2 separate regions of the Homo sapiens genome follow, and region 2 is linked to region 1. Evidence: read pairs that join two places in POLR2A ChIA-PET (ENCODE). Cell type or tissue: GM12878. All regions are shown on one strand. Each heading gives the region's core, and the rest is flanking DNA. Links, peaks and the distances in the headings are about the cores only. Region 1 overlaps LPGAT1 (lysophosphatidylglycerol acyltransferase 1). Region 2 overlaps LPGAT1 (lysophosphatidylglycerol acyltransferase 1).

What was found. Peaks named below come from ENCODE experiments on the same cell type or tissue, not always from the same donor. Only the 100,000 strongest peaks of a DNase experiment are listed, where the experiment ranks them.
Region 2: POLR2A ChIA-PET joins it to region 1 with 10 read pairs; 4 of 35 experiments call an interaction of 5 or more read pairs at or near these places.

The regions. Positions count from the first base shown.
Region 1 is chr1:211,812,537-211,828,437 of GRCh38, reverse strand. The region is part of intron 2 of LPGAT1 (lysophosphatidylglycerol acyltransferase 1); the gene reads left to right. Among named protein-coding and RNA genes, the nearest start is that of LPGAT1, 10 kb to the left of the region's middle. In GM12878, for the core only: no CTCF peak of the experiment used is centred there; no DNase peak of the experiment used is centred there; H3K4me3 peaks cover 308 bases.
Region 2 is chr1:211,730,919-211,746,819 of GRCh38, reverse strand. LPGAT1 (lysophosphatidylglycerol acyltransferase 1) reads left to right here. Exons shown (of 8, transcript NM_014873.3): 8 at 1-3,363. Among named protein-coding and RNA genes, the nearest start is that of NEK2-DT, 63 kb to the right of the region's middle. RefSeq lists a cis regulatory region at 2,986 and enhancers at 2,902-3,071, 10,994-11,493. In GM12878, for the core only: no CTCF peak of the experiment used is centred there; a DNase peak (open chromatin) is centred at 6,849.

The DNA.
Region 1 (15,901 bases), core at 2,402-4,901:
CTTTAAATTGCATTTGGGGAAGCAAGAGTAACACTATTCAGAAGTGGACTTTTATAGAACTAAATGAGAAGTGTTTATTTTCTGAGATAAACCTTATATGCTTTGAGAACTTATGCCCTTGCTGTGAAAATTCTGTATCGTTTATTGTATTTATTTGATTTTTTTCCCTTAAGAATTAAGATAATGAAAAAATCATAGAGGTTTTTAGCACTTGTCAGATGTGGAGGCTTTTAGCACAGAAATTCCTACCTGATAGGCAGGCTCCTTGAAGATCATGCAGATGCTGTGGTCAGTAGAGGCTGTAGTTCATAGCTTGGCAGAGTGAGGAGGGGTACTCCCAGGGTCAAGCAGTATGGCAGTTCTCCATCTGAAATTCTGTCTCCCTCTTTCCTGCCTAGGCTGCACCTGCACATTTTATCCACACACGCAAGAGAAGGACTGATAGTATACAGCTTTTATGGAGTCTGACAGACCCTTGCTATGTCTGAGTATTCTCAGTTGCCCCAGATGAAGCCTTTTCTCCTTCAGGCAGTGGCATTTATTTATTTATTTCTCCTTCAGGCAGTGGCATAATAATGCAAGAGCTGAAGCCCCTGGGATAGTGTATGCGTTGCTTCCTTGTCATCTGTCTTGTTGAGATTCCAATGCTTTTTGGATATAGTAGGTGTGCTTCTAGCCCTTTTTTAGGACTTGGTGGTAGCAATAGCAGTGGTAGAGAAAAAACGAAGTTCTAATCTATGGTGCTGAATTCTTACCTGAATTGCACTGCTGTCTTAGAGTTGCTTGGCTTGGTATAGTTTGAGTGTTCCCAAATATATGTTATATGGTACTAGTGGCTTTATTCTTGTATAGTATACTTAAGTTTGCTTGTTTTAAATTAGCTTATAGTATTTTCAGAAACCCGTTCTAGAAGTTCATTCTGCTTAAAATGAAATTACTGAAATGTTTGTGCGTGTGTATAGTGTATTTAATTGTTAGCATGGTGGGAAGGTAAAATTAATTTGGCATTGACCTTGAGATTGGGAGTGCAGTGGTGCTGCTTGAAGTCAAAGTTAGTTGTCCTATGGCCATAGCATAGCTGCAATGTATTTTTCAGCATATTTTCTTGGGGTATCTCTTCCTTGCTGACTATAGAACTGTGTAATTTCTTTTGCCACCTGCTTGGAATGTGGTCTTGGCATGATCTGCATATTTTAGTCTCTCTGAAGCATCTGCTCTTCTTCAGGCTACTGAATTTTGACAATTTGATCAGTTTGTCTCATTTAAATATAGACTGTTTTAATGTATATATTTTAAAAGGTTTTCCTATAGGTAGAATACTTGATTTCAGAGAGCCTGGTCATAGTCTGATCATAAAAGAAAATAGTCAAGAAGTCAAACAAATGTAGGAATGAATTTGGTTGAAAGCCTCAGCTGAGTTTAAAGAAGCACATCTAAGCAGAGGTTGATGAACAGGTGTACCCATAAAATAATGTCAGGTGTTATATTAGCCTTTCTTTAGATAATATATTTCACTTCTTCCCTTTACATCAATAGGAGGGTGGGCTTGTGAAGAAGTTCTTTTTTCCCTATGCCCAAGTTTCACAGATGGAAAATTGAACATTGCCAAAGGAATTCTGCTCAGCAGATTAAGTATGTTCATGTTTTAGAATAAAAATTGCCAAAACTTTGTTGAGAAACCACTTATGAGGAAACCTTAAATACTAATTAGGAAGCTAAAAATTGAATATTGGTATATTGGTATAGAATGAATATATATATATATATATATCTTTTTCCAAATTATGACATTCCGTGTAATATGAGTGAATTACTCAGCTCTGCTGATGAGGACTTATGTTGATTATCTAACCTACACAGCCCCATATAGTAGCCACTGGCTGCATGTCACTGTTTAAATTTAAATTAATTAAAATGAAATAAAATTTAGCATTTAGCTCCTCAGGCACACCAACCACATTTCAAGTGCTCAGTACTAGGTGGCTAGTGGCTACTGTATGGACAGTGCAGATACAGAACACTTCTATCATCACAGCAAGTACTACTGGACAAAGCTGATATAGTAAGCATGGTTTTCTTTTCTTAGGAAAACTAAATTTTATTTTTATTAAAAAATCTTTCCTTAGTTCTAAACAGATTTTTTTTGTGAAAGACAAGAAGATTTATTAAAGTTTTATTAAACTATCTCTTAACTCATCACAAAAATGAGCCCTGTAAATTCATACATGCTTCTTGGATGAGTAATGGTGAGGCCAGTAAGCCCAAGAACTTAAATGAACATTCTTATACTTTAGTTTGCATTCTCAGAGCTGGGGAACTGTCTGTAGGCACAGAAGATGGAAAAGGGATTTTCTGGTCTGTTTCTGACTTTAAGTTACACATTTTAAAAAGTACTCTGAAGACACTGGGGTTTGTTCATCCCCGGCTTGCTACTAAAGTAGTAATGATTGTTGTTTTCACATTTTCCTTTTTTTTTTTGAGATGGAGTCTTGCTCTGTTGCCCAGGCCAGAGTGCAATGGTGTAGTCTCAGCTCACTGCAACCTCCGCCTCCCGAGTTCAAGCGATTCTCCTGCCTCAGCCTCCTGAGTAGCTGGGACTACAGGCGTGTGCCACCACACCCAGCTAATTTTTGTATTTTTAGTAGAGATGGGGGTTTCACTATGTTGGCCAGGCTGGTCTCAAACTCCTGACCTTGTGATCCGCCCACGTTGGCCTCCCAGAGTGCTGGGATTATAGGCGTGAGCCATCGCCCCTGGCCTGTTTTCACATTTTCTTTAGTAGGAAGTGCTGTACAGATATCTCACGTTGAGGAAATGCTTTATATTGCCTTTGTCTTAATATTTCAAGGGCAAACCAAAAGAGATACTAGCTTAACTAATGATCCACTTCTGCATGCTTTATTTGGATCTAGGATAAATCAGTACCCCACCCCCCGGAGTTTAAGTGATGATTGGTAAATGTCAGAGAAAGATTTCATACCAAACAAAATGTATTCTATTTATTTAAAATAGTTTATTTTTATTTTCATTTACTTATTTTAATAAAGGAATTGTCATCCAAACACATTTAATTAAAGTCTTAGCCAGGTACAGTGGCTTATGCCTGTAATCTTAACAACTTGGGAAGCCAAGGTGGGAGAATCACATGAGCCCAGGAGTTCGAGGTTACAGTGAGCTGTGATCATGCCACTGCACTCCAATCTGGGCGACAGAGACCTGTCTCAAAAAAAAAAAAAAAAAAAAAAAAAAGAAGACTGTGCATGAAATACTTTAAAAATATTTACTGTTAATAGAAACTCCAGAATTTTTATTTTTATATAGGGTGAGAGAGAGTCATGGGCCAAAGTCTGGCTGGAAGGGAGCTGAAATGCCAGGGGACTTGCTGCCAAGCTGTTTTTACGTAGCAAACAGTTTTCCTTAAATTGGGGCATTATTTGGGGGGGGCTTTAGGGAAAGCTGATGGAGATTACGTTTAGTTACCTCCTGCTCCCCAACTGACAGCTGCCCTGTCTTTCTGGGTTATGTGATTATTTGATAGTGTCCTGCTTTTCGGGGAGGGATACATATTCATTGTGTGACAAAAAGTAATTTTTAGGAATTATTTCTGACTTTGAAATTCTACGGAAAGTTTCAAAAATGTATTTCGAGAGCAATGTCTTGTAACCTTTGAGCCGTAAAACCAATTTAGTATGTGAAGATGAACATTTTAAGAATGTGAAATAAAATAGAATTCAATAGAATATATCAGAAATGCATGTGTTTATACTGAGTGGTGCTTCAGAATGTATTTTTTACTATAAGTGCAGTCAACATTTGAGAGGCATTGTTCTAGTGGAAAGAGCACTGGGATTTTGGAAAACTCTGGGAGTCAGTGGTCTAGCTTTAACTTTAAATCTGTTATCACTGGTAGGGGTGAGATCCTTACCTACTCTGGGCCCACTTGATGGATCTTCCTTATAACCCTAGGGTCTGATTTGTTACCTGATGCTCACAGAGTACTCAGTAAGTGTCTAGTTCTTGAATGATCCTTTTTTATTTTTTTGTGAGACAGTCTCACTCTATTGCCCAGCCTGGAGTACAGTGGCACAGTCTTGGCTCACGACAACCTCTCTCTCTCAGGTTCAAGTGATTCTCATGTGTCAGCCTCCCGAGTAGCTGGGATTACAGGTATCCACCACCGTGCCCGGCTAATTTTGTATTGTTAGTAGAGACAAGGTTTCACCATGTTGGCCAGGCTGGTCTTGAACTCCTGACCTCAAGTGATCCGCCCACCTTGGCTCCCACAGTGCTGGGATTACAGGCGTGGTGAGCCACTGCACTGGGCTGAATGTTCTCTTTTTCCTTTCCTGGTTCTGAGATTCCCTAGCTGCCTACCTTCCTGAAAGGTCTATTATCAAGGTCATTGCAGTCCACAAAATATGAAACCTTGAATCACATCATGTTTAATATATATAATCTCTTAAAATACCACATTTGTTAATTTTTTTTTTTTTTTTGAGAGACAGATTCTCACTCTGTTGCCCAGGCTAGAGTGTGGTGGCTAGATCTTAGCTCACTGCAGCCTTGAACTCCTGGACTCAAAAGCGATTCTCCTGCCTCAGCCTTTCAAGTAGCTGTGACACTAAGTGTGCATCACTGTGCCTTTTTAATTTAAAAAAAGTTTTTGTAGGGATGAGATCTTGCTGTTGCCCAGGCTGGTTTTGAACTCCTGGTTTCAAGGGCTCCTCCTTCCTTGACCTCTGAAAATGCTGGGATTATAGGAATGAGCCACCATGCCTGGCCACATTTACTAATTTAACACACCTTTATTGAACTTCAGTTATCTGTGGGAACAGGTACCCTGGAGGTACCTGATAGGCACAAGACGTAATCAGTGACTTTAAGGAGCTCACAGCAGCCTTGGTGGGGAGACTGCACCAACAATGAAAATATACAGGGGTACAAGGGGAGGTAAAAGGAGGGGCTCCTGATCTAGCATCAGTGGTAGGTGGTGACAGGGAGGGAATAGGGGACTTAGGGAGAGGCTTTGAAGGAATTTGAATTCCTTTGAATTCTTAATAATTATAATTCATTTAAGAGATGGAATATGTATATTTGTGGTGATTATATTAGCTAAGATTTATTGAAAAATAAACCAGGCAGTGACCAAAGTGCTTCGGTCACTTAATGATCGCAATAATTTTATCAGGGTGGTACTGTTATCACTTCTCCTTTTGTTATAGATGTTGAAATTGAAAGAGGTTTCACAGTTACTTCCCCAGAAGCATTAACTGGATTGATGTTGCCACAAGTTGATTTTTGTATTTGAAGAGCCAATTTTGACCTTTAGATAATGTTCCTAGAGTGTTTCTTAATTTTTACTACCCATATGCCCTTTTGCTTTTGAGGCATGGAATCTCTTTCTGAAGATGCAACTCTTTAACATCTGAAAGTAATATAGCTATAGATTTCTTCAAGAGGTTAAAAACTTGGTGCTTCAATGGAAATGTTGTAGTATAATGGACATTTCATAAAATCTAACTTCCTTAAGGCTCTCTACTCATGTGGAGAACAAAAACTCCACTGGAATTTCTGGTTTTGGGTGCTTGAAAGTAGATTGTCATCAGAGTGAGGAGTTACTGCATGATGTTAGGTTGACAACTGATTTTTTTTTTTTTTTTGAGATGAAGTCTTGCTCTGTCACCCAGGCTGGAGTGCAATGGCACGATCTTGGCCCACTGCAACGTCCGCCTCTTGGGTTCAAGTGATTCTCCTGTCTCAGCCTCCCGAGTAGCTGGGATTACAGGCATGTACCACCATGCCTGGCTAATTTTTTGTATGTTTAGTAGAGATGGGGTTTCACCATGTTTGCCAGGCTGGTCTCGAACTCCTGACCTCAAGTGATCCACCTGCCTCAGCCTCCCAAAGTGCTCAGATTACAGGTGTGAGTCACTGCGCCTGGCCGACGACTGATCTTGACGTAAATCCAGGAGAAGAGTTTTCAGTAGTGTTTTGATTTTTCTATGGAAAATATATCATGAAAGGAAATATTTTTGTTCTTCTCCATCCCTGTGGTAGGTAATTAAAGGTAAATATTACTAAATGCTTTAAACTCAGCAATTTGGTGGTACTACAAATTTGATGTCCTTATTTCAAAGATAGTTTATAATTGAATAATTTATTTTAGATACTTATTTTGAAATATATATATAATCATGCATGCACACACCTTCACATAGACTATTACAGAAGCTCAGGGGGCAGTATTTGTAGTGTTTGTAGTAAGACCTCAAGTTCTGGAGTCAGAAAGAGCTGGGTAAAATAGTTTTTGGTTTATTTTTGTTTACATTTGCATGGCATATCTTTGCCAATCCTTTTGTTTTCAAACTCCAATTTTTATAATTTGCTTTGATTTAGATGTGTCTCTAGTATACAGCATGGAGTTAGGTTTTGCTTTGTGAGTGAATTTGAAAATCTCTGTTAATATGAGTTGAATCCATATTTATATTTATTCATATGTCAAAAATTTGTCATGGTTCTGCCATTGTATTTTATGTTTTCTATTTATATATACATATGAATGTTAAGTCTTTCACTGTGTAGTATCTTTTTCTTTGCTTTTCAGTTCTGATATTTAGGAAGGTTTGTATTTCAGTCTTATTACTTTAATATTCTTAGTTCTCTATTGATAGTAACCATTCATTCTCTTCTATGACCAAAGGTAAAACTCTTTTTAATCCTTGTGTCTTCCCCTTTCTCTTCTTCCTCACCCAATCTTAGTCAGTAATATTTATTTAAAATAGCGTATACATCTGTGCTATTATGTATGCTTATGCTTCTACTACTTGAGCTTTAAGACTATACATTGACTCCCAGCTATTACATCAAGGTAATCAGTAAGCTTATTATACTTCTCTCTGCTTTCTCCCTTCTTTCAATTTATGTTATTTGAGTTTATACAGTGTTATAGCCTATAATATTTACATTCTATTTTATCAGCTTCATTTCCATCTGTTTTTGTCTTAATTCTTTAGTTAAATGTAATGTTCACCCAGGTACTTTGTGCAGAGTCATTCTTTGGTTGGCTGAAGTTTATCCTCTAGTAGTTTCTCAATAAGGGCTCAGGGGAACAAGATGAGGATATTATTCTTACAACATTTTCAGAATTTGTCTTTTGTTGCTTTATACGTTTTTTGTTTTTTTGAGATGGAGTCTCACTCTGTTTCCCAGGCTGGAGTGCAGTGGTGCGTTCTCAGCTCACTGCAACCTCCGCCTCCTGGGTTCAAGCAATTGTCCTGCCTCAGCCTCCCAATTAGCTGGGATTACAGGCATGCACCACCACACCCAGCTAATTTTTGTATTTTTAGTAGAGATGGAGTTTTGCCATGTTGCCTCACACTTTCTTTTTTTTGAGTATCTTACAGGTATTATACAAATGTCTTCTGATATTAAATGTTATATGAAGCCAGATTGAATTTTTTCCTATTATTGACTTGGTCTTTTTGCCTGTCTGCCCAAAGGGATTCTCCCTTTATCTCTCATATCTAGTAACTTTATTAGGATATAGTGGTATTGACTGTGTAGCTCAATTTTTCCTGGTACATGTGTGCCTTTTTAATATTTAGATTCAAACGTATTTTCATTTCAGGAAAGTTTTCTTTAATCATATCTTTAAATATTTACTTTGTCTCATTGTTTTGGTTTTCCTTTTTGGAGACCTTAGTTATATGTATGTTGAATCTCCTTTTGTATGTCTTTTATATCTGTTATTTTTCCTTTAATCCTTTTAAACCGTTTTTCATTTGTTTGTTTCTTTCATGTCTTTTACTGTGTTTTCTGCAACGTCTCTTCTTTGTTCTCCTATCAGTTTCTTCTTCATTTCTGTGATGGCTTTGTTTATTCTTCTATTTTTTTTTTTTGTTTAGTTCTACCAATTCATGCTTCCCTATTCCTGTTATCTAGACATTTCTCCCTTGAGTTCTTGTATTTCTTGTTTGTGGTCTTGTTCTTAGTGATGATGGCTTCACTGATTTTCTTAAAATCAAGCAAAATTATTCAGTTATAATTTTTGTCTTCTCCATTGTAATTTTTTTTTAGTGTACTCTGACAGTTGGTACATTATCTATCATTTTTCTTAAAGTATCTCTCAGTCAGTACCATGCCAGTTACCTTTTTTTCCTTGTGACTTAATGAATTGGATTTTCCTCAATCTGTTATTTGTAGGAGGTTTGTATGGGGCCAGGGTAGATTTCCAGATTTCTGCCTCAGAGGTAGTCTTTTTCACATATGACACCTGGGTGTGTTTCTCTGTGTGGCCACAAGTCTTCTGCCTCTCTAAAAAAATGTCTAGACCTTCTAGAAGGTCTTTTGCCGCTAATTCTGAACTTTCCACTCCTTCCTTTGCAGCTGTGATTGGAGGGACATGGCTCCAGCATGCCAATGTAAACCACCCCCCTGCCTGCCTTTTTTTTTTTGAGACGGAGTCTCACTCTGTTGCTCAGGCTGGAGTGTAGTGGTGCAGTCTTGGCTCACTGCAACCTCTTGCCTCCTGGGTTCAAGCGATTCTCTGCCTCAGCCTCCCGAGTAGCTGGCAGTACAGGCGTCTGCCACCATGCTTGGCTAATTTTTGTATTTTTAGTAGAGTCGGGGTTTCACCATGTTGGCCAGGCTGATCTCAAACTTCTGACCCCAGGTGATCCATCCGCCTCGGCCTCCAAAAGTGCTGGGATTACAGGCGTGAGCCACCGTGCGCGGCAACTCTTTTCTTAAGGAAAGGTATTGTTCTGTTGCTTTCTGAGATCTGCCACTGTCAGGCCCTCTTCATCACATGCCACACTGTCTTGCCCTATAAGCTGCTCTCCACCCCAGCATAGATTGTATGCCTTGTTTGATCTCAGCCTTGTTCTCAGGTACTTTGGTGGTTTTATTTTTTAGATTTAAATTTTTTGGTTTTTTTTGTTGTTGTTGGAGACAGGGTCTTGTTCTGTCACCCAGGCTGTAATACCATGGTGCATTCCAACTCACTACAGCCTGAAACTTCTGGCCTCAAGTGATCGTTCCCATCTCAGCCCAAGTAGCTAAGACGACAGGCATGTACCACCATGCCTAGGTAATTATTTTAATTTTCTTGTAGAGATGGGGCCTTGCCAAGTTGCCCAGACTGGTCTCAAACTCCTGGCCTCAGGCAGTCCTTTCACCTGGCCTGCCAAAGTGCTGTGATTATAAGCATGAGCCACCGCACCCGGCCTGGGATTTTTATATTTTTGTTTTTCTCCTAGGTTTTCTGAAAAAGCAGTTTTGCGCAGTTTTTTCTCCTTGTTGCTATCTGTATTTTCCCAGAAGATTCATGCCTATAATGCTGCTATGTCCATACCAAAAAGTACAACACAAGATTTTTGTTTAACTATGTAATTATAATTAAAATAGCACTGCCACCATCCTATTGTACACTGGTTGATTATTATAGAATGGAGAGCAATTTTACCATCTAATTAATTTTCTTTGAGGTCTGTTGAAAAGCATAAAGTAGGCTCCAAAGTGTGTTTCTTTTGTCTCCCAGTGGTTTCCAACGTGTTTTGATTCTTAGACTGCTTACCAGTAGCATATGTTTAAGACATCCACTCTATTTCCATTTGGCTGCAGTAAGAAAATGTCATCAAAACGAATGGAAGGAGTGAGTTACCTTTGGTACTTTAGTAAGGAATATGAAATAAATGTGACATTAATACAGTAAAGCTCTAGGGTCTGGTCTGCCTTGAGAACTTTAAAGATCACTAGTGCACTCCAAAGTTTGACAAATATTGTTACATAAGAGTTTACCATTCCTAATCTAAAATTAGGGTTTGCTGAGTATTTAGGCTTTGTTTTAGGAGTTTCTTTTCAGAGTTTGCAAATTAGTGGCCATATTCAGAAGCTGATCTGTTTTATTTTGTCTTAGCACTATTTAAACTTAAATTAGTTGTCAACATTTCAAATTAGGGAGATTTCACAAAACATGAAAACAAATTCCACATTTCCAGCTATTCTTGAGAAATTAGAGATCTGGCCATGCTGAGCCCTTGTTCCTGCATAGTAACGATTTGCTGGAGCTGCATGATGACCACCCCCTTTACTGTCCAGTTTATCCAAGATCCTGCTTCTTGTCTTATTTTGGGCCTACTTTACTTATTAAGGATACTTGCTTGGATCCCAGAGACTTGGGTGATGTTCATTTTAAAATATTTAAATTATAATTACTAGTCTATTTCTGTTAAGCATGGTTTTGCATTTATATGCCCTAGTAGTGCCTAAGACTAATGAACCCTGCCATTAAAAACTGAAAGTTGGCTGGGTACGGTGGTTCACGCGTGTAATCCTAGCACTTCGGAAGGCCAAGGCGGGTGGATCACTTGAGGTCAGGAGTTTGAGACCAGCCTGGCCAACATGGTGAAAACCCGTCTCTGCTAAAAATACAAAAATTGGACTGGTGTGGTGGTGCATACCTGTAGTCCTAGCTACTCGGGAGGCTGAGGCAGGAGAATTGCTTGAACCCAGGAGGCAGAAGTTGCAGTGAGCTGAGATCGCACCACTGCACTCCAGCCTGTCTCTGGACAGAGTGAGACTCTGTCTCAAAACAAAAACAAAAACAAAAAACCTGAAAGTTTGTTAGTAATCTCAACTGCTGATTTTATGAAGCAGAGGCATTTAATAGGAACGAAAAAATGAAGCACCATTACCAAAAGCTGTGGTCACAAGGTTTTTCAAGTTTCATGTATCCTATTACTGACATGGTAAAATGTTGCCAGTTGTTTATACACTCATTAGTTAGTAGAATGTCTCATTTCTTCTTAAGAATATAATTATCTAAAATCTAGATTATTAAAAATTCTTTCTTTCTTTTTTTTTTTTTGAGATGGAGCCTCACTCTGTCCCCTAGGCTGGAGTGCAGTGGTGCGATCTCGGCTCACTGCAACCTCCACCTCCTGGGTTCAAGTGATTCTCCTGCCTCAGCCTCCTGAGTAGCTGGGACTACAGGCGCCGGCCACATGCCCGGCTAATTTTTGTATTTTCAGTAGAGACGAGGTTTTGCCATGTTGGCCAGGCTGGTCTCGAACTCCGGACCTTAGGTGATCCACCTGCCTCTGCCTCCCAAAGTGCTGGGATTACAGGTGTGAGCCACCATGCCCAGCGACGGATGGTTTTATGAATAGTTGAGTTCGTTATGAACTGCATGTTCAAAATGCATTTGTGACAAGTTTTTTGAAAAACAGAGATCAATATATACGTTTCCCCCTAATATGATGGTTCCATTTATTAAAGTTAATTGAGGTCCTTGAAGGGAAGAAAATTAACTGGGGGCTAAATTTATAAGTATAGGTTACATGGATAAGGAACTAGGATGTCATTTGGAATAATTGTTGCAGGCTGTTTTATACGGTTGGGATAGAATTTGTTTTTGTATATGAGACTCTGAATTGAGCAGCCATTATAAAGTGTAAATAATCATTCTAAGCTGTGTTAAGCCTCAGATATTTGTATACAGATGTATTTTCAACAAATAATAGATATTGCAAAATAAGTATATTAGAGATAGCATGATGTGTTGGGGAAAAAACATTGATTTTTGAGCTAGTATGAGGTTGGATCCTGTTTCTCCCACTTGCTAGTTTTATCTTTGAGCTAGTTGCTTAATTTCTCTGAGCTTCAGTTTCATCATCTGTAAAAATGGAGGTTATGAAACTTGAATGTAAAGTGAAGCCTGGTGTTTGGCACTCTATAAATGATAATTTCATTATTATTAGAATGATCATTATTATATTAATGTCTAGGAAAATAATTATGTTAGCCTTTTGGGAAAAGGCATGTGTAAATGAATAAAAGCTAACTTATGAGGTAGTCTTAGAAATATATCTGAGGCTATTCAGGCCTAGCTAGTAGTGTAGCTCAATCGAGTTCTTGCTTTAATCAATCAATAAAAATAATTTAGGCCGTAGTCTGAATAAAATATTAACTAATTAGATTTTATGTTTGTAAATTTTGCAGTGCTTCAAAGCAATTTATTAATTCAGTCACCTATTCTAATGCAAAAATTTGAGTGCCTTCTCTGTGTCAGATATTGTGCTGGTGGCTGGGAGTACAGTGGCAAACAAAACAACATAGTTGCTGTTCTTAAGAAGTTTACATGTTAGTGTGGGAGAGAGACAACAGGAGTCACATCATAACCACGGAATCACATGTGAAAAGGGCTATGAGAGGATGAGACAGAGGACTTGAGCTTGAGACTAGTGGTGCCAGGGAGGGATGCCCTTGAGAAAGGAACACTGAAATTGAGACCTGAGGAATCAGTAGGAGTTGGCCAGGTGAAGCTAGGAGGAGGGACAGCATGCACAAAGGCAGAAAAGCCAGGCGCAGTGGCTCACGCCTGTAATCCCAGCACTTTGGGAGGCCGAGTCGGGTGGATCACAATGTCAAGAGATTGCGACTATCCTGGCTAACACGGTGAAACCCCGTCTCTACTAAAAAAAATACAAAAAATTAGCCGGGCGTGGTGGCGGGCGCCTGTAGTCCCAGCTACTCAGGAGGCTGAGGCAGGAGAATGGCGTGAACATGGGAGGCGGAACTTGCAGTGAGCCGAGATTGTGCCACTGCACTCCAGCCTGGGTGACAGAGCAAGACTCAGTCTCAAAAAAAAAAAAAAAAAAAAAAAGAAAAGCATTTGTCATGTTTGAGGAACAAAGGGAAGGCCAGTGGCTGCAGCAGGGAGGGAGTGAGGGGGAGAGGAGTTTAGTGGTTGAGGGAAGCTGGTGAGGCCAAATCCTTTAAAGCTTTGTAGTGCATATTAAGGATTTTGAAATTTATCTTGAGGAAACCATCGAAGAGTTTTAAGTAAGGGAATGATGAAATCAGATTCCCATTTGTAATTCTACTCTGCAGCTTTGTAGAAATGGACTCAAGAGAAGCCAGTGTGTGTGGCCAGGAGACCGTGTGGAAGATTCTCACCTTATCAGGTGAGGGTGATGGTTGGTCTAGTGATGATGGCAGTGGAGATGGAAAGTGAACTGATTGGAGAGTTTTATAGGAGGGAAAATTGTCAGGACTTGCTGAGAGATTAGACATGGAGGATGAGGTAGAGAGAGAGGTGACAGGGATGCCCCTGAGGTTTCTGGTGTGAGCTGCTGGGTAGATGGGGAAGTTTAGAGAGGAGGTAACTGAGAGGAAAGATTTTAAAAATTTAAAAATTTAGCATAGGGTAGATGAAAAACATCCAAGTGGAGCTGTGAAATTGACATGGATGTGCAGTCTGGAACTTGTAAGGGAAACTTGAGCTAGAAAGAGAAATCGGCAAATTATCCATGGTGTTTAAAGCTGCTATCACCTAGGGATATCTCAGTACGAAGTGACGAGAGGCCCAGGATTAACTTGTGAGGGAATGCCACCATTTGGAGGTTAAGAGAGGAAGATGGGAAGAGAAGAAGTGGAAGGAATGCCAGCCTTAAGAGTGTGGGGTCACAGAAGTCCACAGTGTTTCAATGCAGGGACCCGCTGAATGCAGCTGAGCATTTATTTACATTTTCCAAGATGAGAGCTGACATATCTTTTATTGTATTTAGCAAGAGCAGCTTTGTTGAGGTGGTAGAAGTGTAACTAGATTGGAGTGGGTCGAAGATGAATGATGAATGGGAGAGGACAAAATGGAAACAAGAATGTATGATTTTCCAGAAGTTTGGCTGTGAAGGAGTAGAGGGTGATACTGGAGGGAGTGATATAGGGTCAAGGGAAGACTTTTTACATTTTTTATTTTTTAAGGTGGAAAAGTCTAGATCCTGACCCACTTAGGGTTGTACCTGATGAAACCGGGATCATTTACTTACACAGCTAGTGTATTAGGAAACTGTTCTTGGTGAGGATTGAATGAAAGAATGCATATCAGCACTCCATACATGGAAAGCACTTAAATGTTGGCTCTGTTGGCAGAATCAGGCTGAGTGGTCCAGAGCCCCCATGGATCTGGTCCTGTTCCAAGCTCTTTAGTAAGGCTGCTCTCCTGCAACCCCTCCTCATTTTCTCAGTTTCATTCTTCCTCTCCCCAAAATCTGTTCTTTGTTTCTTTGAAAATTTCTACCTGCCTGTCTAACCTTGTGACACCCTTCCACACTGCTCCAGTTTCCACTCTTTGCCTCCCTCTGAACCTCTTTGGCATCAACTCTGTAGTTGTGGTTCCTAACTATTGGGCTGAGATTTCCTCCAGTGCTTCAGAGTTATCTCAGGGGGTCAGGAATCCATACGCATATTAAGTACCATCTGTGGATGAATAAATAATGTGTCTTGTAAATATGTGCTAATGTTTTTCAAATATATGTGGCTGCTGTTTTGATTAATAAGAAATCCTTTAAAAGCTTTTAAATTTTGTTGTTACTTTTATTATGGATATTTTCACTCAATTCTAAAAGAACTGATATGTTAAGGCTGGACACATTTTTTGACCTTAAAAAAGAATGTTCATACTTGACAAGGTTAGGAATCATTGCTCTACAACATTCAGATTTCTCCTTCATGTTCTTGACTATTACCTTTTCTTTTCCTGTCTCTTTAACAGACTTGTAAATTGCTTAAGGGCAGGGGTTGTGGTTCTTTCTTCTTTCATGTACCTTACTGCAGAGGTTGGCAAGCTACAGCCCTTGGGCCAAATCCAGCTCACTGCCTGTTTCATAACTCCCCTCCAGCTAAGAAGCTTGTACAGATGAACATTTGCAATCAACCTGATGCTAAGAGAACACTAACTTTGAACTCCAGTTAAGCAAAATGTTCTCTCCTGAGAAATAATTCCATTCTTGTCATTAGTAGACCTGCATTATATAAATTGTATTCAATTATTATTAATTTTTTATTTTGAATTTTGTCAATAAAATTTTCGTAGAAATTTGTTAGAAAACAAATTTGTTACATAAGTACCGACATAATACCCTCATTTGCCTCTTGGCCTGCATATTTGAAAATTTTGCTCTCTGATCCTTTATAGAAAAAGTTTGAGGACCCCTGCTTCGTAGTCATAATTTCTAACCTTGTCTAAACATCTGAATTATTTGAGGAGCTTTAAGTAAGAAAACATACGTATTTATAAGCATAAATATATATATTCCTGTACCCTGGAGATTCTGTATCAGTACATCGGGGTGGAGCCTGGGAACTTATATTTTTAACAAATTATTGAATTGTTTGGGAATCACTTCCTTTTAATGCATTCGTAGAGTTGAACCCCAAGAGATAATGAAATGAATATTGAGTTATATTCATAGATAAATTCTTACTTCAGCATTTAGTAGCTATGAGACCTTATCCAAATAACTACTTGTTTTGCTCGTTTAAAAATTTTTTAATTCTTTTATTTATAGACAGTTTTGCTTACTTTCTGCAGTGGTAGTTCTTTTACCTTTGGAGGTTTATTAGAACCTCTTTCAGAATCTGATGAAAGTAAATAGCCCCTCCCTCTAGAAGGGTGCACCTGTGTTAGTTTCCTGTGACTACCAAAACAAATTACTACAGAAGTGCTTAAAGAAACATAAACTTATTCTCTCACTGTTCTAGAGGCCCGACATTCAAATCAAGGTGTCAGCAGGGCCAAGATCCCTCCAGAGGTTCTGGGGGAGATCCCTCACCTCTTCCAACATCTGGGCTGCATTCCTGGGCTTGTGGCTGCATCACTCAGCCTCGGCCTCCAGGGTCACATTACTGCCCTTTCTTCTCTGTGTATCTCTGTTACACAAGGACTCGAGTCGTTGGATTTAAGGTTCATCTGGATAATCCAGGATAAGCACTTCCTCTCAATATTCTTAACTTAATCACATTTTTTATCATATAAAGTAACATTCACAGGTTCCAGGGATTTGACATGGATATCTTTGGGGTTGTGGAGGGGTGCATTTTTCAGCTTTCCATAGAACCT
Region 2 (15,901 bases), core at 5,798-8,297, 85 kb after region 1:
TGTACTTAAATTGCAGAGAAACCTGTAAGTAATGGAAGGTAAAGAAAAATTACAGAATGGAAAATAATATTTTGGGCAAGCAAACAAATTCACTGAGAATTCCAAAAGTATATTAAAAAAGAAGATAGCTATGAGTTCAGATCTATCTTATTGGTCTTTAATATTACAACCAATCCTTAACTTTCCACTATAAAGGAAGGATTACTAGATTGATTACTTTCTGGATAGATAATCTGGTAATAAATGATAGGTAAATCAAAAATTACTTTTATTTAGGAGTTTGAATTCTTACTCTCATCAGACATTTTTTTTCTAGGGACGCTTACTAATTAAATGATTTAAGTTGTTTCTTAGGGGTTTTTTGCCTATATATTTATGACTGTGTTAATGAGTAGTGAAATGATGCGGAAAGACAGCTATCAGGAAGAGGAAATACAGAAGCCTGAATAATCTATGGGTTAGAAAAGCATCCCTGAATAATCAAAAATTGGCAGTATTGGCATTGTTCTCAAGCCTTTTTATGAAAATGAAATCTGAAATCACCAAATGTAAACCTGGGAACATTATTCTAGTGTTGCTGTCTTGGATTCATGTTAAGAAGCGTCTTCATTCTTTGCTCATGTTGCCCACTTCTTGTGGATTTGTCTGAGTGTTTTTTGACAATCACTTCCTTAAAGACTCTTCTGAACTAGTTGGACCTGGTTAATCATAGAGAGTAGCCTTTAATCATGGATAGTCTTCTTGGATTATTTTTATATTTGAAAAGAAAATGTTTTATTTGCACTACTGAGTAGGAAGAGTTAATTGTTTTCTTTGTTCTTTTTTTGAAGTCATTACACAGGACTTCACTCCAGAGTTACCATTATGAGTGTGTTCAGCTCTGGTCCACAGAGGATGGATAAAAATGGTTTGTTATGTTTTTTTGCTCTGCAGTGCTATGAGCCTTATATCTGTTAATATGAAGGACAAAGTCAAAAGCAGCAGTGGATAGCAGGAAGGGTAGAGACTAATATGTTTGGGACCAAAACCATCTAAGTTAGAGATTTCCAGATCACAGAGGGGCTGGGCATTCTCTGGAGCAGTCATTGGTTGGTGCTTTATTGTAATCATTTTGCGCCAATCCCCAACAATTAGGAACTGGACCCTGGGAATAAGCTGAGGGTGCTGAACTGTTGGGGAAGGGTGACTGTAGCCACATGGAAGATAAAATATGGGTTTTTCTGCAAAATTTCCATCTGAGGGTTTTTACATTTAATATTTTTTTAAGACAGTTTAAAGAGCAAACGTTTTTTAAGTGTATTCTAGTTGCAAAGTATGCACACATATCTTGAATGGCTTTATTTTTATTGTGTAAAACTGTTGAACACATGACTGTGATGCACAAATTCTTTACGTGTAAGGAGTCTATGCATTTTACAGTAACTTATTTTATGATCGGGTGATGAGACAGTTATACTTTCAACTGCCATTATTTTTATTAAGTGCTTTCATTTTCTTTACAGTTATTATAAAATTGTATTTATTTTATACAGATGGGTTTTCATTTTCCTGATGCTGTAATGTTTACTTCAGCTTGTTGACCTTTCTTTGTGTTATCTGCATGTTGTAACGTGTGATAAGAATGAATGTAAAGGCTGTGGCAACTGTAATTAATTTTTGTAAAGGGCTGGTCACACGTGGATCTGGTTTATGAATGCATTTGGGATGATTTTGGTAACCAGATCACCTTTTCAGAAATTTAGATGTGAACACCAAAAGAAGCATTTTCTCAACAAAAATTAATAGCTGGTTCTATTTTTTTTAAACCTAGAAAAAATAAAGTTGATTTTTTTCAATTAAAGTGCTTTTAATTCTTAGCAGTGGGGATGGGGCATGTGTGTTTTACCAGAGCTATTTGGGCATTAATATCTGCAGGCAAGTACTTAAAGCACACTGTGGCAGTTGGATGCTGAAGGCAAACTGAAAAACCAAATGAAAAAACATCAGACTTCCTTCTTTGGTTTAAAAATATTTCCCCCTTTCTCCCCATTCTCCCAATCCAGTGGTGTGCTGGTAAATGTTTAGCAGTTCACTCTTCTGGGAGAAAATTATGTATTCAACTATACATGTTTGTTATAAATTTTGCTGATAGCAAGAACATATAACACAATTAACAAATAATAAGATACAAATACTTTATTGTAAATCCCATATAGCCAGTTGATTCTCACAGTATACTTAGTTGCTCAGGAAAGAACTAAAATGCTTTTTTAAAAGGATACTTAATTGCTTTTTGCTCAACTCCTACAGTCAACCTATGATTGATTGTCTTTCAACTGTGATTTGAAAAATGGCAGACTGTCCAAATCTAACTCATTTCCCAATAAATTTATTATCATTCAATCTGATACGTGATCTACTGTTAAAACTGTTTCTTACCATGGTACATATTAGACTCATTAAGCCGAAACCACTTTTAGCTTTAACATTAATTGTAAATTTATATGATTCAATTTTCATAACCAATGCTTAACAACTGCAGGCAAAATTCTAAAATGTGACCACTGGGTCTTGGGAATCAGTAGGGGCTGTATCCAGCACACCACTGCCCCATCCTTTTTTTCTTAACTATTAGTGTTGAATAAACTTCTCATAGTTAATCTACTTGCTGAACTCAGGAAATTCCTATCACTGACCCTGGCCAGGGCTTTAAAGGGTAGGAAAAGCATTAATGTCAGTCCTACACAGCGAACTTTTGATTTAGAAGAATGTGACAGAAAGAAAACATTTACTGAAATACATGGGAAGCTTGCATATTTCTAAAGTTGTCTTTATACTTTTCATTTCTCAAAGCTAAGTAAACTGTGGTATAGGCATCTCTAAGATGTTAGCATTTAAAACATCAATTGTTTTATTGATGTTTAAACAATTGTTTAAATCCCACTGAAAAATTTAAATATTAAAATATCTTGCACAGTCTACCAAATGAGTTAAATCGTTACAGTCGTGTCTACCTCTTATTTTTCTATCTGTATTTAGGCTGCTGTTTTGGTGAGATTCTAATTTCTTTTTCCCCTGGAACTACTTTCTGTGGAAGACAAGGAACAGACTGGGGACAGAGGCCTGAAAACAAATTGGAAGCACTCAGAGATCTATTGCTGACCAGCCCTATTCCTCATGAGTTGGCGGGGGGAAAGCCATTGTTTTTAATTTCCACTTAATATGAAAATGCTTGTTTTTAAAATGTTTTTTCCTGCTGAACAAATGTATTTTTAAAAGGAAAAAAATTCTCTTTTGGCTCTAAGAAGTCAGCTGTATGAGCAGGCGTGACCATATCATAACATGCTGATATGATAGAAATCAATAAATTTTTACCTCTCAGGATCTGGGTAACCTTGTTCTTAACTCCTAGAGGCTTGAGAAACATAAACCAAGTCTCAACAGTTCAGATCACATAGAAACAGACAGACATATGGAACGTGGGAGGAGGGTTGGCTAACCGCTGGAAATGAGATGGGCCCCTTTCATGATCAGAAAAGCACTCTCTAGTAGGTACAAAGGAAGAAACTGGAACAATGTTTTCTACTAGTGAGCAAGGAGCACATCACAGAGCTCATTTCTGAGTTCTCCCCTGGAAAGATTTTAGTGCCCCACTTTGGAATACTTTTTGCCTTTTGGGTGTGGGAGCACTAGAGATGGAGATGGTAAAGTTCTCACTGTTGACTTACCGAGGCAAGAGAACACTCAGCCATTCTTTGATTGTAGCAGCTGTCTGTGTGGTGTCATTGAAAAAACCTGGCACTGGGATACTTCCCTTAAAATATCAGTGGTTGCATCTTTATTTCCTTGTTGCATTTTTGATGGGAAAATCTCCCTGAAAAGGGTCTTACCTTCAGTTTCTTAGCAGTGCACACTATCAGGGCCAGCTGATGGACAGTTGAGGGAAAAGCAAATAGGTACCTAGAAGTGGAGAGATCAGAAGAGCTTGGAGTGCTAGGAAGAGGAAGCCAGGAGTGCTGGAAGACAAAAGGAAGACCAGAGCCTGCTGTCCACAAACAGGTACATATATCCTTGATACACAAACACTTCCAAGGAAGAAATCAACTTCCATGAGAACTCTGACCCAGAGTGTCTTCCCTGGGAACTCACCTGTAAAAGATCCCACCTCCCATTTCAGATAACTGCCCATTTTACTGAGGAAAGGCATACCTCAGCCAGTAGGGATGCCCCTCCAGGGTGACAAAGGGACAATTCAAAATATTGATGACACAGAAGCTTCTTTCAATCAAGGCATCTTAGCCCACAATCAGGCTTTTTGTGTTTCTCTGATTTATGCTTGTTTCAGTAAGGACAAAGGATGGCATTAGAAATGGTGCATTTGGGCCTGCGTTGGCTGTATTGAATTCTGATATATTTAGTGTGGGACAGTGGCAGCAATGGCAGCTCAGGGCTCACAGAAGTAGAAGGTACCAGGACTTCTTAATGGCATAGGTCCAAGACTGGCACAGAGTCACTTTTGGTGCTATATTCCTTTAGTTAACATGTCACAGAGCCAGTCCAGATTCAATGTGGGAAGGTCTATAAATGGGTAGAATACTATCAAATACTGAGAGGCATGCTTCATTGGGAGCTGTCTTTGAAGATCAGCTACCACAGTTAAAAAAAAAAAATTCCTAAGCTATTTGAATAAAGAACACTAGATGGGTCTAAAAGAGTTCTTGCCCTTTGGCAGGCTTGCCCATAATTTCCATTAGTTAGAAATATTTCGAGTTCCCAAATACCTTAAGAGGATTAGATTTGTTGATCCATCCCTCATTCGTATAAGTCACATTAATCAAATGGACACCTAGCTAAAAGAATGGAGGTTTTGTTTGGACATTATATTATTTTTGGCACCGATTGATGCATGACTGATTGGCTCTTAGAATTTCAGAGCAAGTAGTCACCTTGTTTTGGGATGGCAGATTTCACTCTGATACAATTTTGGTGCATTGCTGGTAGCATCAAATGGCTACTTAGTAGAATTGTGGGGACTAGAATCAGCTTTCTTTTATTTGCATTCATATATTTTCCCCAAAACAGCATATTGCTTTGGTTCAGATTTATGTATTTCGTAAATAAGAGTGAAATCTAAAGGAACAAGTATATTTGTTAAAAGGGCGATGGATCTAGAAGCTAAAGCTTCCATAACATCCTTATCCTCAATTTTAATAATCCCAAAACCCCAAAAGATAATTTTTATTAATGTTCCTCTCAGCTGCTGCAGAGATACAATTAACCATGAAAAAAGCCCTGAAATTAATTATTTTTTTTTTTTGGATGTGGAAGTGAAGTGCATTTTAAAAATTTTGCCCTATATAGTAGAAGATAAAAAGAACATTTTTATGTTAGACCAAAGGGGATACAGATTTCAATCTCATAATAGTTTCTTTCTTTTCTGAATTCTAGTGTGGAACTAGAGTAGGTAATAAATTCTAGGCCACGATGGCCACTAGTGCCCGAATATCCCTCTGTCATGGCGCCATCAAGTGTTAAGGGCTTGTCCAAGTAGGAGCCCAGGAGCAGCAGAACCGGGGACTTCAATTCGACCTTGGCCCTTTGGCAAGTTTCTTATCCTCTCAACCTCACTCTCCTTATGTGTTAAATGGGAAACGCTCAAAGACTTCTTTTTTTTTTTTTTTCTGAGACGGAGTCTCACTCTGCAGCCCAGAGTGCAGCCGCGTGATCTCGGCTCACTGCAACCTCTGCCTCCCGGGTCCCGGTTCAGTGATTCTCCTGCCTCAGCCTCCTGAGTAGCTGGGACTTCAGGTGTGCACCACCACACCTGGCTAATTTTTGTATTTTTATTAGAGACGGGGTTTCACCATGTTGGCCAGGCTGGTCTTGAACTCCTGACCTCATGATCCGCCCACCTTGGCCTCACAAAGTGCTAGGATTACAGGCGTGAGCCACCATGCCTGGCCAAGACTTCTTTTCAGTATTAAGTGAGATTATATACAGGAAGCACATAAGACACTGGCACATTGTACTGAATGTGCAGTAAGGAGGCTGTGTTTATCTCACCCCAACTGGGTTTAACAGAGGATGTAAGTTATTCTCATATTGAGATGTGCCTAAACTGCAAGTGATGTGTTCCATGCATACCCAATGCAGTGGCTCATGCCTATAACCCCAGCACTTTGGGAGGCCAAGGCAGGAGGATCACTTGAGCCCAGGAGTTTGACACCAGGCTGACAGGAGATCAGCCTGGCCAACATGGTGAAACCCCGTGTCTACTTAAAAAAAAAAAAAAATTAGCCAGGCATGGTGGTGTGTACCTGTGGTCCCAGCTACTCGAGAAGCTGAAGTAGGAGGATCACTGGAGCCTGAGAGAATTGAGGCTGCAATGAGCTGTTATCATGCCCTAGGTCTCTTGGTTTTTAAGTTAGACACATGCAATCAGCATAGCCAAGTCCCTAACCCCACACAGTCAGACTATATTTAATATATCTAAGGCTCCAGACAGCAGTGAGAAAAAGCTTTGAGGTTGGAGCGCCAATTAGGAAGGTGAGGAGACGGGGGCATAAAGAGGAAATCAGATCTACTAGACAAGACATTACATAGGCTTAATAGGGACCTATTTTTGCTTCTGAGACATGATGTCACTTGTGGTGAAGACCTTGAACTAATTATCAAAATGGAGGGAAATATAATTTCTAGTATTTGGAAGCTGTCCACCAGCCCACGGTTCTCTGTATAATTCATATGATTCTAAATATAAAACTACATTGAAAGTGTCCTAATGCTTCAGGAAATTGAAAGTAATTTTGAAAACCTTTCTCCTTTCTAGTTGCAGAAGTCTCAGAAGTTTATATCTTGAGAATTGACACTTTACCTTCCAGTGGTAAGTTCTGGGTGCTCAGTTCTTAGTGGGTATCAGAAGGAAGTGGGCAGATTAGAATAAGATATTGCTTATGGCTATTGAGGTTATCATGGTAGAGCACAAAGAAACGAGGCAAAGCTGGATTAGCAGGTGTGTATTCGAAACTCTGCCCTGCTGGGGGTGGGGGTGAGGAGATGAGAAGCAGGTGATGTTTCAAAGCCCCATCTGGCCCTAAGAGCCTTTGATTCCCCAGACAAATATCCAACAAGCTGTCCAGCCCACCATTCACGGAACTTCAGAGTAACACCAGAAATTGGGAATTCCAAGAGAGAGAGGCTTCAGGGCCATGATGAGGTTATGGAACAGTTCTCTTAGAGAAGATTTGGAAATACTTCAAACCATCATCTGGTGGGAAGCTTGGCATAAACAGCAACTCATGGATATGGAGATGGCTGCTCAGGCATTACGATATTCAGAGTGGTTCTGGGCTAGCTTATTATAAAGAAGACCCGTCCTTGTTTTCCCAAAGGATGGCTAGAAAAAGCAAGGGAATGAATGAGTTAATGAATGTGGAATTAATAAAGCATTTCTTCTTGGAGGCAGAGAAATGGAACAGCTGATTACTGAAAGCCAGCCTTCAGAATCTGTGCCATGTCCGATCAGGAATAATAATTGAAATTGTCATTGGAGCGATGTCTGAGGGATGCAGAAACCTGGTGTCACAGGAAGCATTGCCTCAGACTCTGTCTTCCTCTTTATTAGGCCTTGGAGAGGAAGGACAGCAGGGTTACCTCACCAGCCCAGCTCCAGCTCCCCTTCACCCCCCGCCCAGGTACCTGTCTGACTGCAGCAGGAGATTCTAGCACAGAGGGTGCCAGCAAGCAGGGGTGCTCAGAGGGTTTCTCATTTGAAAGGTATTTACTGTTAGGGGAGAGTGGGAGGAGAGGAGGGGCAGGCATGGGTGGGCAGAGCATAGGTACTAGGAATCTGCAAACCACAGACAAGAAGCAAGTGAAAGTAAAGATCTGAGGGTTTGCTGTAAGCTGCATTAGCAGGAGGAGCACTGGGCCTGTGGGAGTGGACACATGTGTCTCCTTCCAGGGGCTCCTGCCACAGCCTCAGCCTCAGACATCTCAAGGCTCAGTGTGTGTGTCTGTCTGCCAGTGTACCCCAGGGGGGCCTCATGGTGAGGCTTCCTCTGCCTGGGTTGCTCCTGGCATGGGCTCCAGCTTTTCCCCTCAACCCTGCAGCCCACTGGAAGACATAAGCTAAAGCTGGTGGGGACCTCCACTCTGGGTACCGTCCCTGCCCATCCCCTCTGGCAGTCGCTTTCCTAACTGACAGGTATTGGTGAAGTGCTCAGGATGTTCTTGGTGGGCGTATTTCCTCCAGGTGGGGGTGGCGTAAAAGCCACAGCCTTTTAGAAGCCTCTGTTTCTTTCCTTGACTGGCACTTTAAAAGGTGTGTGCTCTACCGTCATCACTAGGAGAGGGAGGCTCTGTGATCCTCCTTTATTCTCCCATCTTTCCACCGGGGTCTAATACATTTAACAAGCCTATGAAAAGGCTGCCTACCTCATGCCATTTTCTGACTGTTATTCAAAGTGAAGGACATCTGAAAAAAGACATTACATTACCTACAGCCCAGGGTGGAGCGGGGAGGGAATAATTTAGTACAAGGAATTAGGAGGCATTTTTTCTTTTTTGACAGGCTGAAAGGCTTCCTAGGTGAGATTTCCATCGCTGGTTGAAGGAAGGGAAAAGGCTGAGTGGGAGGTGCAAGGGCTGCTAATCTGAAAATTACCGGAATTTCCTTAATTTCCACTCTTTAGAAAATGTCTGCTGCACAAGGAGAGGGTGGTGAGAATCCAGTGAGATAATCCTCATGGAAGGGTTTGGAGAACCTTGTAACACTTCACCAGAGTGAGGGGCAATGACAATTCGAGTCCACGATAAAAAAATAAAATAAAATAAAAAAAGGCCCTTTCTTGTCACTAGAAGAATTCACAAAGAGGCTGGGTGAGCCTGTGCCAGGGTGCTGGGTGGGAAAACCCACTCTGGTTGGGGGATGGACCAGCTGGCCCCTAAGGCCTGTCTCCCCCTGGCCCCTAAGGCCTGTCTCCCCCCAGCCCCCAACTTCCATGCGCCGTTGTCACAGGGACCCTGATAAAAGCTCCCACTGTGCCTGGGTTTCTGTTGTGCTCAGAGGAGGGAAGAAACAATGAGCTCAGCTTGGCCAGAGGACAGGTCTCATTTTGCTCTCATCACTTACAGAGGCCTCTCCCCAAGCAGCAAACTACCAGGCAGGACCAGCTACGTTGTCTGTGTGACCCAGTACAAAATGAAAATGCGACTCCCTGTTCAAAGAGCATTACGAATTTCAAGTCGGCAACAGAAGAGCAGTAAAACGCAGGCACCTCATGAAGGCTGCCCTGTCATGAGAACCACGAAGGAGGAAATGAGGAATGGGAAGGAGCCAGGCCCCTGGGGGTGGTCCATGTCCCCTTGTTGTCCCTCCTGCCAAGGCACTGCACAAGATGTTCTTAGAGAGGAGGAGATGTGAGTAGCAAACTGTAGGGTGTGGAAGCTCAGCCCGCCAAGGCATCCCAGAACTGTGCCCTGAAGGCCAGGAGACCAGGCATCCACCGACCATCCCCCGGTGGTTAAGGGCTGCCCCTGCAGTGGGTGGAAAAGGCTCCCATGGCACCAGAGAAGCCTCAAGGCCTGAAGCTGAAAGGCCCTAGGTGTGGGAAAGATGCTGCCTGGGGTAAGCGTGAGTCCCACGGAGCAGGAGCCACCTGCCACAGGGCAGCTGAACACTGAGCCAAGGGAACATGGCCAGGGGCGCCTAAGACATCTGCACAGGGGCCACCAGACTTCCCGAGGAACCAGCCTCCCAGTGCAGCATGGGGTGGGGTCTGCAAGGTCTGTGAACAAAATAACATTTGTGGTGCTCTGTGAATTCACGTGCCCTTCCTTTCCTCACTGACTGCAGTTGTCCATTATTTGAGCTGCCCCCTTTCCCACCCACTGTGCAGTCACACCATGGAACCACAACCAGGTTGCACAAGAAAGCAGGACAAAGGGGTGGGATCAGTCAGCTAGTGTTTGCAGAATGTGTCTACTGGGTAGACTGGAAAGGGGCCTAGAGATGGGACACAAGCTCTGCCACCATTACAGTCACATGTTGACATGTGCAGATGGCATCACAGAGATTAGCTGTGGCGATGCTGAAGGGCTTTGGGGCAGGGGTTAATCCCTAGGGGCTGCCTAGAGAGGGAGGCACAAAGCTCAGGGAAAGGTTCAGAGCACATTTCACTGCTGGCAGAAGGATGCTGGAGACTCGTGCTGCCTCCATCCTCAGTCGCCCGGGCAGCAGCTCGCATCCAGGCTCCACCTGGCTGCCTGCCTGACACTGCTCTGGATCCAGCAGGCCAGCTCAGATCTCCTTGCCAAGTTCTTCCATCCCCAAGGCCCTCTTTCTTGGCCACATTTCCTCGAAACCACTTTCTAGGCCCTTGTTGCCTCCCACATTGTTCTGAGAAATGGGCTGGCAAACTACCCAGGCCAGAACCCCTGAATCTTCGAGCAGAGAAGCAAGCTGATCATAGTTATTAATCAGTCTTCGAGGGGGAAGGATCCAGGCATAGGAAACAGGAATCTTAGGGAAATACCCCAGCTCAGCTCCTTTCTAGCCAGATGGGTCACATTTCCTCAGTTTCCACATCTTGAGACAATAATCAGCTGCCATGAGATCAAATGAAATCGCACCTGAGAATGGAATTTTCTAACCAATGGAGTTTTATGTAAACATAACATTTAATAACCACCGTTTGCTGCTGTTGTGCCTTCTCCTACGCTCTCCCGTGGCACACACAGTGGGCTTTGTTATGTGGAACTTATTATCTTGGCAAACTCCCATTGGTCTGGAGTCTAAACTGGACACTCAAACAGGCCGATTGTGGGTTGTCTCAGGCCTGCAGGGGCACTTGATCCTGGTTCAGAGCCAGGAATGCGCAGATCCAGCTCTTCGGAGCTCCGTGGCCTTGGGCAAACTCCTTGATTTTCTGTCGCCTCTTGTGACTCATCTCGTGACTCATCTGACAAAGGAGGTTATTATGCCTGCCCTGTCTGCCTCCCGGGTTCCCAGGAGGGTCACGCTAGATGCGAATGGTTCTACACAGGGGCGTGCTAGATGGTCAAGCGCTGCAGAGATGCGGGGGGTAATGACTGGGGGGAAAAGCTTTCTACCTTGATTCCACAGCACACATCCTTTCATCAGGCCTAATGTGGACCGGGAGGCAGAGACAAGATCTGGAAACATTTTCTGGAACATCTGAGAGTTAGTGCACAAAATAAATACTCACCCTCTTCCTAGGCAGGAGTACATTAGTCCTTACCATTATGGTGGTGGTGGTTGTATTAAGGTTATTATGGGTCAGAACAAAGAAAAGGGGAGGGGATGGAGTGGAATTTGAGTCCCAGGAAAGGAAGAAGAAAATGTCAAGAAGTCTTGGGAGGACTGGCAGGAACCTGAAGGGAGGAGCCAGACAGCAGGGGACCAGACAGCCCGGGATTGGGGAGCTGGCCAGATGAAGGAGGTGGCACGTTTGTTCCTGCACCACGCAAGAAGCACCTAGAGGGAAGGAGGGAAAGCTGAGAAAGCGTAAAGCAAGGGCGGGCAGTCTTTCCCAAGCATGGGGCCACTGACTCCCTGGCACATGCAGGCTCGTATAGATGGGCAGTAGAGAGACAAAGAAAGGAAGGAAGACGTAGGTTGCCTGGAAGGAGCCAAAGAACCATGGTGGTGGTTTGAAATGGTATATAATTGTGTGAAGGGACAAGGTGGGCAGTGGCCCTCTGGTCTCTCTGGGAGCAGGAGCTTCCTGCACAGGCATCACCAATCATCGGGAGTGAAAAGGAGCCTGGACTTTATTATTTTATTCTTCCTTCTCCACTTCCTTTCAGTCAATATGTACTGAGTACTTACTGCATGCTAGGCACTGTGCCAGGTGCTGGGCATACGGTAGGGAGCAAAACAGACAAGGTCTCCTGGAGCGTGTATTCTACTCAGGAGAGATGGAAAACAACTGAATAAAATACGGTTGACTCTCCTTCTTCACAGATTCCATATTTGCAAATTTGCCCACTCAATGAAACTTACTTGAAACACCAAAATCAATACTCACAGACTTTCGGAGTCATTCGCGGAAGTGCAGAGAAGCAGTAATTTTGAGTTGCTCGAGACCTTCTTGTTTCTGCTCTCATATCATAAACAATCATCCTTTTCACGGTCTGTTTGATGCTGCAGTTTTTTTGCATTGTTGTGTTTTTATTTGGTGAGTTCACTATTTAAAAAGGCCCCCAAGCTTAGTGCTGAAGTGCTGTCTCGTGTTTCTGAGTGCAAGGAAGCAGTGACAGGCCCGACAGAGAAAATACGTATGTTAGATAAGCTTCGTTCAGGTGTGAGTTAGTGCTGTTGGCCGTGAGTTCACTACAAATGAATCAGCAGTATACACAGTTGACTCTTGAGCAACACGAGTTTAAACAGCATAGGTCCATTTATATGCAAACTTTTTTCAATAAAAGTTACACCAAGTGTGCCTGCCTCTCCTGCCGCCCCTTCCAACACCTCCACCTCTTCCACCTCTGCCACCACTGAGGCAGCAAGACCAACCCCTCTTCTTCCTCCTCCTCAGCTTACTCAAGGTGAAGACAAGGATGAAGCGTTTTATGATGATCACTTCTACTTAATGAATAGTAAATATGTTTTCTCTTCCTTATGATTTTCTTAATAACATTTTCTTTCCTCTAGCTTACTTTACTGTAATAAGAATACAGTATATATAATACATATATAAAACGAGTGTTAATCAACTGTTTATGTTATCAGTAAGGCTTCCAACTAACAGTGGGCTATTAGTAATTTAAGTTTTGGGGAGTCAAAAATTCTACATGGATTTTGACATGCACAGTGGGGGTTAGTACCCCTAACTCCCTCATTGTTCAAGGGTCAACTGTATTAACTAAGGTGTCTTTAAGCAGAAACACACATAAAACAAGGTTATATATTGCTTGATGGATGGAAATGTTGTTGCCAGTGGCTTGCAAAAACCTAACCTCCATTTACCCGATAGTTCAGTACTCACTAGCTCAGTGTTCATGGTGACTTTATAAAGCATAGCTACCCCAAATAATGAGGAAGGACAGTAATTTTATTTATAAGTGCAATAAAGAAGATCAAGTGGGGATAGATTAGAGTATGATTGGAAGGGGGCTGGTGATCCAGGAGGCTCTTTGGGGAGGTGACAATTGAGCTAAGACCCAATGACAAGAAGCAGGCAGCCACGTGAGGACCTTTGCAGAGAATTCCAGGGGATGGGGACAGCAGGGGCACCAGCCCTGGGGTGGGAAAGCTATGGTGGGCATGGCTGGGGCAGATTGAGAGCCCAGCTGGACGGTGGAGCAACTGGAAGAGGAAAGCATCACACAAGAGGAGGCAGAGAGTCGGGCACAGTGGCTCATGCCTGTAATCCCAGCACTTTGGGAGGCCAAGGCGGGCAGATCACCTGAGGCCAGGAGTTTGAGACCAGCCTGGCCAACACGGTGAAACCCCATCTCTACTAAAAGAAACCAACAAACAAAAATATATATATATATGTACACAAAAATTAGCTGGGCGTGATGGTGCATGTCTGTAATCCCAGCTACTTAGGAGGCTGAGGCAGGAGGATCGCCTGAACCTGGGAGGCAGAGGTTGCAGTGAGCCGAGATGGCGCCACTGCACTCCAGCCTGGGCAACAGAGTGAGACTCCATCTCAAAAGAATTTAAAAAATAAAAATAAAAGAGGAGGCAGAGAGAAGGCCCCTGAGGGCCACATGAGGACTGTGGCTTTGATTCTTAGTTCCATGAAAGTCACTGGAAAGTTTTCAGTGGAACAACGAAACTGATCTATGGTGTTCACAGATACCCGGCTGCTGTGTGGGGAATGAGCCAAAGTGACCAGACTGGAAGTGGGGGTCCCGTTGGGAGGTGACTGCACTATCCAGGCTTGAGACGGCATAGCCTCCATCAAGGTTGTGGCACTGGAGACAGATTCAGGTCTATTCTGGAGGAAGAGTTAAGCTTGATTTGCTGATGAATTAAATGTAGAAAGTGAAAGAGAGGAATTAAGATGACTCCGGGGTTTTGAGCTGAAACAGCTGGATGGATTGTGTTGCCATTTGCTGAGATGGGGATGACTAGGGCAGGACAATTATGACCATGTTAGGTTTCACACACTTGCTAAATATCTAAGGACATGTATTCATGAATACATGAATCAAGCTCAGGGGTGTGTCAGAATTGGAGAGAGAAATTGAGAAGCAATTAAACTGGATGAGGTCCCTGAAGGTTGGTGGGCACTTGGGAACCTCTGCAGGATTCAGACAGAACTGGGTTGTGGCAAGAGAGGCTGGGTGTGCAGACAGGGTCCACAGAGGTGGGAGTATAGGCTGAGAGGCAGCTGATGTTTCTGGTTGTGAGAGTTGTAAAAGGGGATCTGAGAAATGTGGAATCTCAGGGCTTAGAAACTGAGAAGGCACCCCCTGCAGCCCTGCTCTGCAGATGCTGCAGGAACCCAGCCTCCCCGTGAGTAACAGGATCTACCACCCAGCCTGGGGCCCATCCAGAGCTCCTCCAGGCCCTCATTCTGTCCCACCTGACATTAAGCACCTGAGCTGGATTATAGCTGGCTCGTATTTCTAACCAGCTAATTTCCCTATGTAAAAGATATTTTGCTACTGGGCTAGACATCCAGTGAGAGGAAGAAAGGCAGGGGTTGGCCTGAGCAGGACTTGGGTTAGAGAACGTGGGAGTTCAGAGCCTGTTCTCCCCTTAGGTAATGGGGAAAGAGACAGAGGGAGGAGGAAGGACCAGCTGGCAGCCCAGGGCTCTGGCGGTAGCTGTATTGTGCCCAATGAATCAGGAAGGGATGATTCCTCTGCCTTGAAGCAGCATAGCGAGGCGGTCAGTGCACAAGTTCTGGAGCCTGACCACTTGGATTCAAATCTTAGTTCAACCATGTACTAATTGTTGTGCCTTTTCCCCTGTCTGCAGAAGAGCACCAAGCACACAGTGTGCTCATGGGGTGCCTAGAACAATGGCTGGCATGTAGCAAACACTCAGTAAACAGAATCTTGAGCTGGTACTGAGGCCATTTCACATCTGCCTCTCATTGAACATTGACTTCCAAGCTGCAGGTCACTCCTGCACAAATGAAAGATGGCTGCTGACTGGATTAAGGTGTGGCAACAGATAGGCACAGATCTGTGCTCTGAATCAGGCACAGTAACTGTGAGTTTCATAGAGCCTATGTAATCACTGTGCTTGCTGTAATAACATCCTTGATCCCATGACACTGCATTTTTCACACTTTTCATTCTATCTTAGGTATTAATCTCTCTCCTAGGGCTGCTGTGATGAATTACCACAAACCTGGTGGCTTCAGACAACACTCTTTTTCTTTCACAGGTCAGGAGACCTGAAGTCCAAAATCAAGGTGTCAGCAAGGTTGGACCCTTCTGAGGGCTGTCGAGGAGAAACCATCCAGGCCTCTCCTGGCTTCTGGTGCCTGCCAGCAATCCTTGGCTTTCCCCAGCTTGTCACACATCACTCCAATCTCTGCCTCCATCTGCACATCACCCCTTTCTCTGAGTCTTTCTGTGCTCTCTCCTTTTCTTCTAAGGACACCAGTCATTGGATTCAGGGCCCACCCTAAAACAAGGATGATTCCCTCTTAGGATCCGAAATTAATTTTATCTGCAAGTAACCTATTTCCAAATAAGGTCACACTTTGAGGTGTAAACATGAATTTTAGGGGGACACTATTCAACCCACTCTATCTTTGCAGTGGCCCACTGGAGCAAGAAAGACAAGTACTATTATTGCCTTTATATAAGTTGGAAAGCCAGGGTCTAGAGAAGAGAAGTTAACTGGCCTATGGTTATATAGTTAGTTGGTGGGAATAGATCCCAGATTTAAATTCCTCTTCCAGGACTGTTTCCCCACCCAAGTTTTTTG